Regions from separate parts of the Homo sapiens genome. Here region 1 is linked to region 2. Evidence: chromatin loops called from intact Hi-C (ENCODE). Cell type or tissue: gastrocnemius medialis. All regions are shown on one strand. Links, peaks and the distances in the headings refer to the core of each region. The heading gives the core; the rest is flanking DNA. Region 1 holds the start of PRRC2A (proline rich coiled-coil 2A). Region 2 holds the start of NELFE (negative elongation factor complex member E).

The links. Peaks named below come from ENCODE experiments on the same cell type or tissue, not always from the same donor. Only the 100,000 strongest peaks of a DNase experiment are listed, where the experiment ranks them.
Region 1: it touches region 2 in a loop (11-fold over the local background); 4 of 110 quality-filtered maps call a loop at or near these places.

The regions. Positions count from the first base shown.
Region 1 is chr6:31,618,208-31,623,727 of GRCh38, forward strand. PRRC2A (proline rich coiled-coil 2A) reads left to right here and starts at 2,508. Exons shown (of 31, transcript NM_004638.4): 1 at 2,508-2,651; 2 at 4,483-4,694. The coding sequence starts at 4,583. SNORA38 (small nucleolar RNA, H/ACA box 38) reads left to right here and starts at 4,872; the gene lies at 4,872-5,003. In gastrocnemius medialis, for the core only: no CTCF peak of the experiment used is centred there; DNase peaks (open chromatin) are centred at 1,884 and 2,334; H3K4me3 peaks cover 2,560 bases; H3K27ac peaks cover 3,725 bases.
Region 2 is chr6:31,956,539-31,961,666 of GRCh38, forward strand. It overlaps NELFE (negative elongation factor complex member E), which reads right to left and starts at 2,433. Exons shown (of 11, transcript NM_002904.6): 1 at 2,354-2,433; 2 at 1,834-1,916; 3 at 403-472; 4 at 155-300. The coding sequence starts at 1,908. It overlaps SKIC2 (SKI2 subunit of superkiller complex), which reads left to right and starts at 2,637. Exons shown (of 28, transcript NM_006929.5): 1 at 2,637-2,676; 2 at 2,759-2,862; 3 at 3,472-3,581; 4 at 3,682-3,799; 5 at 3,894-4,008; 6 at 4,128-4,202; 7 at 4,503-4,556; 8 at 4,658-4,848; 9 at 5,009-5,128. The coding sequence starts at 2,655. It overlaps MIR1236 (microRNA 1236), which reads right to left and starts at 402; the gene lies at 301-402. In gastrocnemius medialis, for the core only: no CTCF peak of the experiment used is centred there; a DNase peak (open chromatin) is centred at 2,563; H3K4me3 peaks cover 1,780 bases; H3K27ac peaks cover 1,577 bases.

The sequences.
Region 1 (5,520 bases), core at 221-5,220, 340 kb before region 2:
GTGTGGTAGCCGGCCGGGGAGAAGGGAGAAGAGAATCATTTTGGAAGTTTGAAAACAGAAGTCATCTTAAATCTTACTGAGCCTCTGACTAAAATTCTCATCTGATTTCCGCAAACTTTTCTGCCTTCACTTTTCATAATGAATAAGCCGCCTCCTTTATTTAGCCATATCAGCCTAGGCACAGGCCCCCAAACTCATGCCTCCACTAATCTGTTCTCTGCACCTGAGATGTACACCTTCTTCTGAAACTTGGGTAAGTTCTAACTCGTTCTTCATATCTATTTATTTATATATTTTTGACAGATATCTACTCCGATCATTCTTCATATCATTTTTTTTTTTTTTTCCTGAGATGGAGTCTCATGTTGGCCAGGCTGGTCTCCAACTCCTGACCTCAGGTGACCCACCCACCTTGGCCTCTCAAAGTGCTGGGATTACAGGCGTGAGCCACTGCTCCCGCTCCCGGCCCTTTTTTTCTTCTTTTTCTTTTTTTTTTTTTTTTGAGACGTAGTCTCACTCTGTCGCTAGGCTGGAGTGCAGTGGCGTGATCTCAGCTCACTGCAACCTCCGTCTCCCAGGTTCAAGCGATTCTCCTGCCTCAGCCTCCCAAGTAGCTGAGACTACAGGCACGCGCCACCAGTCCAGCTAATTTTTGTATTTTTAGTAGAGACGGGGTTTTGCCATGTTGGCCAGGATGGTCTCCATTTCTTGACCTTGTGATCTGCCCGCCTCAGCCTCCCAAAGTGCCAGGACTACAGGCATAAGCCACCACGCCCGGCCTCATATCTCTTAATAAGAGTTTTTCTAGAAACATTTCTCAATCACCCCAGGCATAATCATATTTTATTTCTCTACTTCTTTCTTTTTTTTTTTTTTTTGAGATAGAGTTTCGCTCTTGTTGCCCAGGCTGGAGTGCAATGGCACGATCTTGGCTCACCACAACCTCCGCCTCCCAGGTTCAAGCGATTCTCCCGACTCAGCCTCCCGAGTAGCTGGGATCATAGGCATGCGCCACCACGCCTGGGTAATTGTATTTTTAGTAGAGACGGGGTTTCTCCATGTTGGTCAGGCTGGTCTCGAACTCGTGACCTCAGGTGATCCGCCCGCCTGAGCCTCCCAAAGTGCTGGGATTACAGGCGTGAGCCACCGCGCCCATCCTTCTTTTTTTTTTTTTTTTTTTTTTTTTTTTGAGACGTAGTCTTGCTCTGTCACCCAGGCTGGAGTGCAACCTCCGCCTCCCTGGTTCAAGGAATTCTCTGCCTCAGCTTCCCGAGTAGTTGGGATTACAGGCGCCCGCCACCACGTAGGGCAAATTTTTGTATTTTTAGTAGAAATGGGGTTTCATCATGTTGGCCAGGCTGGTCTTGAACTCCTGATCTCGTGATCCACCTGCCTAGGCCTCCCAAAGTGCTGGGATTACAGGCGTGAGCCACCGCGCCAGGCCTTATTTCTCTACTTCTATAATATCCTGTGCATTATCTCCAGCGCCTTCAAATCATAGTCATTGAATGATCTGTTGAATGGGTATAACTCTGATGGGAGCAGAGAGTTCTAGAATCGGGTAGTAAGAGACAAAGGAGGGTAACAGTACTGCATTTCACAAAATGAAACCCATTGTTAAGAAATTACAAATTCCCAATAATTTCAAATATAAAAATTTATTCATGAAAATTATAGGTTATAAAATTAAATGTCCGTCTTAGTCGATGGTTGCCCATATTTTGATGAACGAGTCATTCCTAGCCTATCTTTGTTCAAATGATTTGCATACATTATGCAAATAGGTAGAACTGCCCGAAGAATGCCTACGCTGCGTGGTGCGGACGAAACGCTTCCCGGGGCCTTTGGATTGGTCTGTCTAGCCACCTCATTTGCATGACGTAATATAATAACTGGAAGGCCCCGCCCCTCTGGTGCATTTCCCCGCTCCAACCACCTCCTCAAACTCACGGCAAAGGGATGCGAGAGCTGGAACTCTTACCAGGCCTGCGGAAACTCAGCCCTCCGGCAGCTAATCCCGCCCGCCAGCCCCCGTCCTCTCTCTCTTTCTCCCTAGCTGAAGGCGCCACGGGCCGTGTGTCGTTGCCTTCCACTTTTGGCGTCCCAACGTCTCTCCGCTCCCATCTTTCTACTAACGTCCGACGCACGCTCCGCCTCTTTCTCCCACATTCGTCGTGTAAATTCTGCGTCCCAACCGCCCAGCCGACCTGCACCGCATTCCCGCCCCCTCAACACGGCTCAACGGCCGACGCTGGGGGCCCGCCTCCTTAGCCAATCGGGGTCCTAGTGCCCTTAAGTCCCTCCTCTTTATGCAAATAACCTCCGCATGCTCCGCGCGCCCGGCCCTTTTTTTTTTTTTTTTAAACTAAAGACAGCCCTGGAAGTAGAGGGTTAGGGTAGAAAGTGCCCCGCCCTTTATGCAAATTAAGGGGCGTGTCTAGGCGCGGAGGGAGGTGGGAGGTGGGAGGGGGTGCTCCCGGGGGCGGCGGTTGCCCGGATGGGCCGTTAGTCGGGGCTCAGCCGCGGAGTGAGCGAGGGAGACGGGAGGAGCCGAACCCGGCGCCATCCGCCGCCATCCTCCCCCGCCCCACCGCCATCCCGTCCCGGGGAGCCCCTAGGCCCGGGTCCCGGATCCCCGCGCACCCGGCCAGGTGAGTCTGGGTGAACCGTGCGCTGACGCCCTTTTCCGGCGCGGGAGAGGTGGTGGCGGTGGCGGTGGCGGCGGCGGCGGCGGTGGTGGGCCGGGGGGAGGAGAAGCTGCCATTAGCCGCCGCCATTTTGTCCTCCTGCTGCCGGGCCTGCTTGCCCCTCCCCCTCCGGTACCTCTACTCCGGGACCCGCACCTCCGGCAGTTCATTCAGGATCCGTAGTCTGCCCCTAACCACCCACCGTCTTGGCTTCAGGGGGTGACCCCTGCGCCTGGGTCCGTAACTCCCTACCCTCCGCTGCGCTCCTGGCTTTTCACCCCCATTTGTGGGCCCCCTCCCCGGCTGCCGCCCCGTGGTGGTGGGCCGCGCCCGACGGTTCTCTCGGAAGGGCGCTTTTCCTCCATATTGGACCCCCTCCTATCATCCAGCGCTGTGTTCCCCCCTCTGGACGCCCCTCTTCGTGTCGAGCCACTCCCACTCTAGAATCCTGCTTTTATCCCAGCATCTTTGCTTTCTATGTTGCTCAGTCGCCCTATGTCTGCTTTTTCATTTTTCCTGTTCCTCGTCTCCTTTCTCCCCCAACCCCGTTTTTCTTCTTGGGCCTCTGCCCCCTTACTTCGTTGTCTACATCCTTTTTTTTTTTGCCATTCCTGTTTCCATATATTTTCCACCTGCTTTCGTATTCATTATTTTCTGTTAGTTTTGGTCTATTCGCTACATGACTCTTGTATTCGTTTTCCCTTCATATATTTATCTTCACAGATTGGCCTCCTCAAACACCTACGAAGCAACATCCATCTTATCTCTAGCTTGTCATAAAGTTCTTTCTCCCCAATTTTAGCTTTCATTCTGGGCCTGTCTGGATTTCCCTGCTTTCTTCCCCACTATTTCTCATCTCTTTACACTGTTCCCGTCCATAAACGAATGCCTGGTCACTCTGGAATGGACTGAGAGACCTGTCGTCCGGCTTGCTTAGGGAGCTGGAGGTATCGAGTAAAGAAACACTGGTGATGGACATTTTTAATGAGGATAGGAAAACGAAGATGGCTCTGGCCTTGGCCCTCTGTTTTCTGGCCCATGGTTACAGGGTGCTAAGGTGGCTCCATAATGCTTTTTCTCAGTTCTTCATATGGTAAAACAGTATTTCATCTGGAGGCGATTTTTTCCAGGAGCCAATACAGGAGCAAGTTTAGGAAAAGATGGGATATTTCAAATACTTGAGGTTCCTATAGCCTGGGAGTATGTACAGCCCTAGTTGTTCTATGAGGATTTCTCTGGTACCAACCCCCATTCCGGCTGAGCAAGCTCATAAAATCCTTAAACTCCCAGCATACCTTCCTGCAAACCTTCCCAGATGGACACGAGGCTGCTGGGCTGGGAGCCTGGGGTACAGGGCCCTGGGGGCATGATTAGGGAGCTTGTGTCCAATAAACAGGGAATCTAAAGTGTTGTTTCTTCTTCTCTGATGGAATTGTATGCTTCTTTTTTAGTTTTCTCTTGCTTGAATTTGTCCTGTTGTAAGTCTCTGAAACGATTTTGGTGGAGAGAGAAGAGATTATTACTTGTAGGGAATTACTCTTTGTAGACAGGCACAAAGGGCAGAGTGTTTATACTAGGAGGATGCTGGATTTTTACTTAGATTTCCTTGACAAAGGTGTCTGGGGGAAAGGAGGGAACATGGCATTTGAGCTATGAGGGAGCTAAGTAGATCATGGTTGCTTGAGAAGAGTGGGCAGTTTACATAGACTGGAGGAAAAGACACCAGAGGGCCTCATATCTGAGTCCCTAATGATAATGCAATGGAGTTTTTAAGTTTCTGTTATGGTCTGTACAGGGGACAGAGACTGAGACACTTGCTGTCTGGCCCACAGGCTCTGGCACGTTTTGGGGGAGGTGCCTGCAGGACCCAACATACTCAATGAGCTTCCAGCGCAATGTCCGATCGCTCGGGGCCGACTGCCAAGGGAAAGGATGGAAAGAAGTATTCCTCGCTCAACCTGTTTGATACGTATAAGGGCAAGTCCTTAGAGATCCAGAAACCCGCTGGTGAGAGTCCTGCAAAGATGCTTCTGATGGTTGAAAGCTAGGCATGCATGGGGCATACGTTTTAGAGCTCTTTAAAGGGAAGTGGCTGTAGTAGAAATACCAAAAGACTAGAGGAGATTTCCCAACTTTACACTGGGTCCTTTAAAGGGGGTGTGGGCTCTGGGTGAACACCAGTTATCCTCCTACAAAGGCGTGTCTGTGGTTCCCTGTCTTTGGACACGTAAGAATTGGAGGAAAATAAATGTGGATTTGGGAAACTTTGAGGCCAGCTTGCTTCTTGCAGGCTCATGATCAACCAATCTCACATAAAAGTATTGAATGTTACATATCTCAGCCTTCTTGATAGGGATTTCATAGATTTTTTTTTTTTTTTTTTTTTTTTTGAGACCAAGTTTAGCTCCTGTTGCCCAGGCTGGAGTGCAATGGTGTGATCTTGACTTACCACAACCTCCACCTCCTGGGTTTAAGCGATTATCCTGCCTCAGCCTCCTGAGTAGCTGGGATTACAGGCATGCGCCACCACACCCGGCTAATTTTGTGTTTTTAGTAGAGACAGGGTTTCTCCATTTTGGTCAAGCTGGTCTTGAACTCCTGACCTCAGGTGATCCGCCTGCCTCGGCCTGCCAAAGTGCTGGGATTGCAAAGTGTGAGCCACCACAATCAGCGCGATTTCAGAGATTATTAAGGGCAGGGGAAGGAATCCCTTCTAAGAGAAGTTTGGAGGAAGTAGGTAATAAAATATTCAACATGTATAAATGTGTCCCAGGATAGGAGGCCATCAGATCTCCCACATGAGGCATTTTCGACCCTCTCTCCGTCTTGTTCT
Region 2 (5,128 bases), core at 129-5,128:
GGAGTCGTCTAGTTTTTTCATTTTATACATGAGAGGTGAAACTCAGAATGGTACAGCAATTTGCCAGTGCTTGAGTATGCATATTTTTCCCCAAACCCATCTACATTCCAACTTGGAGGGATGCCCTTTAAACAATCTTTCTGCTTGTGCTCACCTTTAACTTCCCCTCAAGGGTTCGAGAACGCTTGAAGCCTGAGTTCTTGGTCTCAGCCTTGATGGCACTGATGGCTCCTGACTTCACCAGCTGCTTTGCCTGCTCTGTTGCTGTGGCTGTGTCCATGACAGGCTGCTCTGATAGTGCTGGAGAGACAAGGGGAAGAGGCATTATGTTGGCCAAGCCATGATGAAGGTCAGCTCCATGCTGCCCACTTCCAGTCCATCCCCATTTCCCCTGTCACTCACAGCGTTTGACACCACCTTGGCTGGTTGTGCTGCTGCTACTTTGCTTCTTCAGAGCCAGCAATGCCTTTTTCTGGGAACAAGGGTGAGAAGAGAGAGGTAAGTGAGGGCCAGCCCCTAGCCGGTTCCTCTCCTAAGGCCCCTGGGCACATCACTCCAGGGACCGTCTTTCTTGATGCCCTCAGAGTGGTACACTGATGTGCTCTGCCTCTTGCCTCTGGTCCCCTAGATCATGTATGATGCTGGAAATTCCTAATCTAACCAAACCACGGAACCCAGAGGTTTTCCAGAGTGTTACATTTTTGAAGTTGAAGACAAATAACTCAATCATGGACTAGAATCCTAGGATATAAGCTGCAAGTAAGTATAAGTTTATGTGCCTTTCCTGGAAGCTTCATCCATCTATTTCCTGCATATTGAATGAGGCCCAGCCATGACTTCGTAACAGGGATATCCAGGAGGCTAATGCATTGTTCCTACCCTCAAGAAGCTTACAGTCTGAGAAATAAAATACATTGAGTTAGCAATACAATTATAAGAGGTGCAGATTATTCATAGCTGAAAGCTAGTAAGATTTTCTGATGTTTAATGGCTATTAAACTAGGCCCTCTCCCGTATCTCTGCACAACACAGAGAGGAGAAGGGTATTTTAGAAAAAGAAAACAGGGTGGCAAAGATGCAGAGATAAGAAGGCTTTGGGAATGCATCTTTTGGAAGTAGTGAATAGTTCTACTTTACTAGACAAGGCTGCCAAACTAAGGTTTTGAGGCTTTTTTATAGACAATGTGAAGCCATTTATGGTTTTTGAGAAACAGAGGGAGCAGAATTTTGTGTTTTCAATGGATCATTTGAACAGGAGTGAAGAAGTCTGTTCAAAAAAAAAGACTGAGAAATTTGTTGAGAGACCATTACAATGGCCCACATGAATGTCAATAAAGCCCTGCTCGGGGGAATGCACAGTGAAGAATAAACAGGAAAAATTACTTCAAAAGAAGAAACAATAAGACTTGGCAAAGGTTTGACTATGCAAATAGTGGGGAAGTCAGAGTTTTGAGTCCAAACATGTGGCAGAATTGGTGTAGTCAATCTTATTTGGAAGATCAAGAATAGAAAGATGATAGCTTCAACACTGAGTATCTGAAGTTTTTCAGTATAACACTGGATAGAACTGGAAAAAACAAACTTGGGGATCATCAGCTCTTAAGCGGTACTAAAAGCCATGGGAAAGGAAGACAATCCATGGCAAATTGCATAGAAAAGACAGAAGGTCCACACCAAGGCTTGGGAAAGCCCACCTCTCGAAGCTACACTGTGAGGTGATATGTCTCTAGGTATGGGCCAGAAAAACTTCCCCATTCGCTCACACTCACCCCATATCTTCTCAGAGTGCAGAGTCTGTGAAAGGTTAGGCCATGTCCACACACAGTCCCTCACCTTTTTCTTGAGCTTGTTGAATTTCTTCTGCAGAGCCTCCTCTTCCTCGCTCAGTCCGGGGGGTATCACCAACATGGTGGCTCCTAGTTCAGGGGCAGGGCCCAAGACATCTTTCTCCACTGTTACCACCCGGGGTTCACACGCCGTCCACACTGTACCCAACCCCACCCCTTCAGGTCTGCCTACTCTTGTCTTTGGCTTTCCCTACCCCTTGCTTAAACCAGGCTGCTGTCCAAGCTCCCGCTGGTCGGGATCATCCAGCATTCCCTCCTGTCTCCAGGGATCACAGACACCAGCACCTTTAGGTACCATGTGGTTCAAGGAGGGACAAATATCCACTCCGTCGGAAAGACGATGGCACCCGACCCCCCTACCCTCGCTAGGGTAAGGACAACCGCGGGGTTTGAACGGCAGAGAAGGCGGTGGAGCCAGCGTAGCGCCCGCAGAGCAACGCAAAGAGGAAGAACAGAGAAACGGCTATGAGAAAAAGGGCCGAAGAGTGAGAAGCAGAGGGCCTTACCCGAGGGGGCGGCAACCGGGGGCCCCACGGTCTCCGGCCGCGCCCGCGCTGGCCGCTGATAGCGGGCTCACAACGATGACGTAGCGAGGAGCGGAAAACGCGGTAACCAAGGCGGCCCCAGGCGCGCACTTCCGCCCGGCCTTCCACCGGTCCAGGTCTGCCCCTCCGCAGCGATAGTTCACGCTCTCGGCGGGGCTGTACCGGAAGTTGCCTCTACTTCCGCCCGTTCCGGGGCGGGGCTTACTTCGCAGCGACTACTTGCCGCACTTCCGGGCTGCCAGGCAGCTGCTGTGGCTCCAGGATGATGGAGACAGAGCGACTTGGTGAGGGGGAGGGGAGGGAAATGGAACGGAGTAGCCGATATGGAATGAACTTTGACCCCTGACTTTTGACCTTTCCCCGTAGTGCTACCCCCTCCAGATCCCCTGGACCTACCCCTTCGGGCCGTGGAGCTCGGATGCACGGGGCACTGGGAGCTGCTGAACTTGCCTGGAGCTCCAGAGAGTAGCGTGAGTGACTTTTGACCCTAACCTTTGACCCGCATTGAGTCCAAACCTCCTTCACCCTCCTCACAGTAGGATCTAGCTTAACCTTGTTCATCTGTGCCTGTACTCCTGTCCATCCCAGCCTGAAGGGGTGCTGGACAGATTACAGCCCAGTGTACCTGCAGTACATGTGAGGACAGAGCAGAAAGGGCTGGGGATATTTTTGCTTTGAGAGCTGCTCTTTCAAATGTGGCATTTCTCCGTGGAGCTCCCTTCTGTATCCAAGCACCAGGGCACTTGGTGACTGAGATGATAGGCTTTGAGCCTCCAACCTTTCATCCTTAGGTCTGGGACCCCTTTTTCTAAAATCAGTGAGTCTCCAATTTCAGTGTGCTTCATGATTAGCCAGGGAGCTTTTTAAAAATGCACATTCCTAGGTCCAGCCTCCATGTTTCTGAAATCCAAAATCTGCCCCAGGTAATTCAGTAGCAGGTAGTTTTTGGCCAAGCCTGATTGTCCTAGTCTGTTTGACACATCTGCCATTTCTGATCTGAACACAAGTCCCATCATCTCTTTTGTCTGCATTTTATCCTCTTTCCTTACCTAATGCCTCTCATCTTGCCCTTGTTTCAGCTTCCCCATGGCCTCCCTCCTTGTGCCCCAGATCTGCAGCAAGAAGCAGAACAGTTGTTTCTGTCATCCCCAGCCTGGCTGCCTCTGCATGGTGTGGAGCACTCAGCCCGGTGAGGAGTCTGGAGGGGCTTAGACTAGGGTGATGGGTTCCTGAAGGAAGCTGGGACAGAGGAAGAAAGAAGACCCAAAAGTTACTATTTTTCTCTCCAGAAAATGGCAGAGGAAGACGGATCCCTGGTCTCTTTTGGCTGTCCTGGGAGCCCCAGTCCCATCCGACCTACAGGCCCAAAGACACCCAACCACAGGCCAGATACTGGGTTACAAAGAGGTAGGAGGTCAGGGGTCATGAGAAACAGTTGGGGAGAAGGGGAGGTGGTCAGAGACAAGCTCAGCCTCATTGGGGCTCTGATCTCTTGCCTTAGGTCTTGCTGGAGAACACAAATCTCTCGGCTACAACCTCCTTGTCTCTTCGCCGGCCTCCAGGGCCAGCCTCCCAGTCCTTATGGGGAAATCCAACTCAGTATCCCTTCTGGCCAGGTGACTCTTGTGGAGATGGGATGGTAGAAGAGGGTGTCTTTAATCTCCAGGGAAGGGTTCCCCACCTATCTCGTATTACCCTCATCCCATGAATCCCTGTCTGTCCTGTCTCTTCCCAGGGGGGATGGATGAACCCACCATAACAGATCTGAACACACGGGAGGAGGCTGAGGAGGAGATAGACTTTGAGAAAGGTAAGGTGGGGCTCTGAGTCTGAGCCTTGAGGAGGAAGAGCCCAGGCTATCACTGGGCTACTGCTAGCCCTCCCATGTTTTTGAGAAAATTAGAAAAAGATATTCTGTCCATAACAACCTTTACTGTCATCTGCTGGGAAATTTCTACAACAACCTTTACTGTCATCTGTTGGGAAAGTGTCATAGCAAACATCCCTATCTACAGCATCTGTCCTGTAAATGGTATCTTTTAGGTTTATATAATGTACACAATTTGTTCACCAGTGTGCAGTGACCTGATTTCATGTCCCTATCCTACAGATCTTCTTACTATTCCACCTGGTTTCAAGAAAGGCATGGACTTTGCACCAAAAGGTTAGTTTTAGTTTTTGAGTGGGGTGTAGGAGAAGTCATGTCCTTCTCCTAAGGAACAGAGATGGACATGACAAGGTTGACCTTGTTGGCTTGCTCCTCAGATTGTCCAACTCCAGCTCCTGGACTACTAAGCCTTAGCTGTATGTTGGAGCCTCTGGATTTGGGTGGGGGTGACGAGGATGAGAATGAGGCAGTGGGACAGCCAGGAGGTCCCAGAGGGGACACTGTTTCAGCCTCTCCCTGCAGTGCTCCCCTGGCCCGAGCAAGCAGCTTGGAAGACCTAGTGTTGAAGGTTGGTGGTTCTGTGTAGTGGAGGCAAGAAAGAGCCTTGCCACCAGGATGTGGGCTGGCTAGGATGGGTCTGAGGGGAAGAAAGGGACATCTTTTGGGAGGAGTGCTAATTGAGAGCCCTCTGGTTGTATCTTTATCACTGCTACCCCTGACTCTTCCAGGAAGCGTCCACAGCTGTATCCACCCCAGAGGCCCCAGAGCCTCCATCTCAGGAGCAGTGGGCCATCCCTGTGGACGCCACCTCCCCTGTTGGTGATTTCTATCGCCTCATTCCCCAGCCA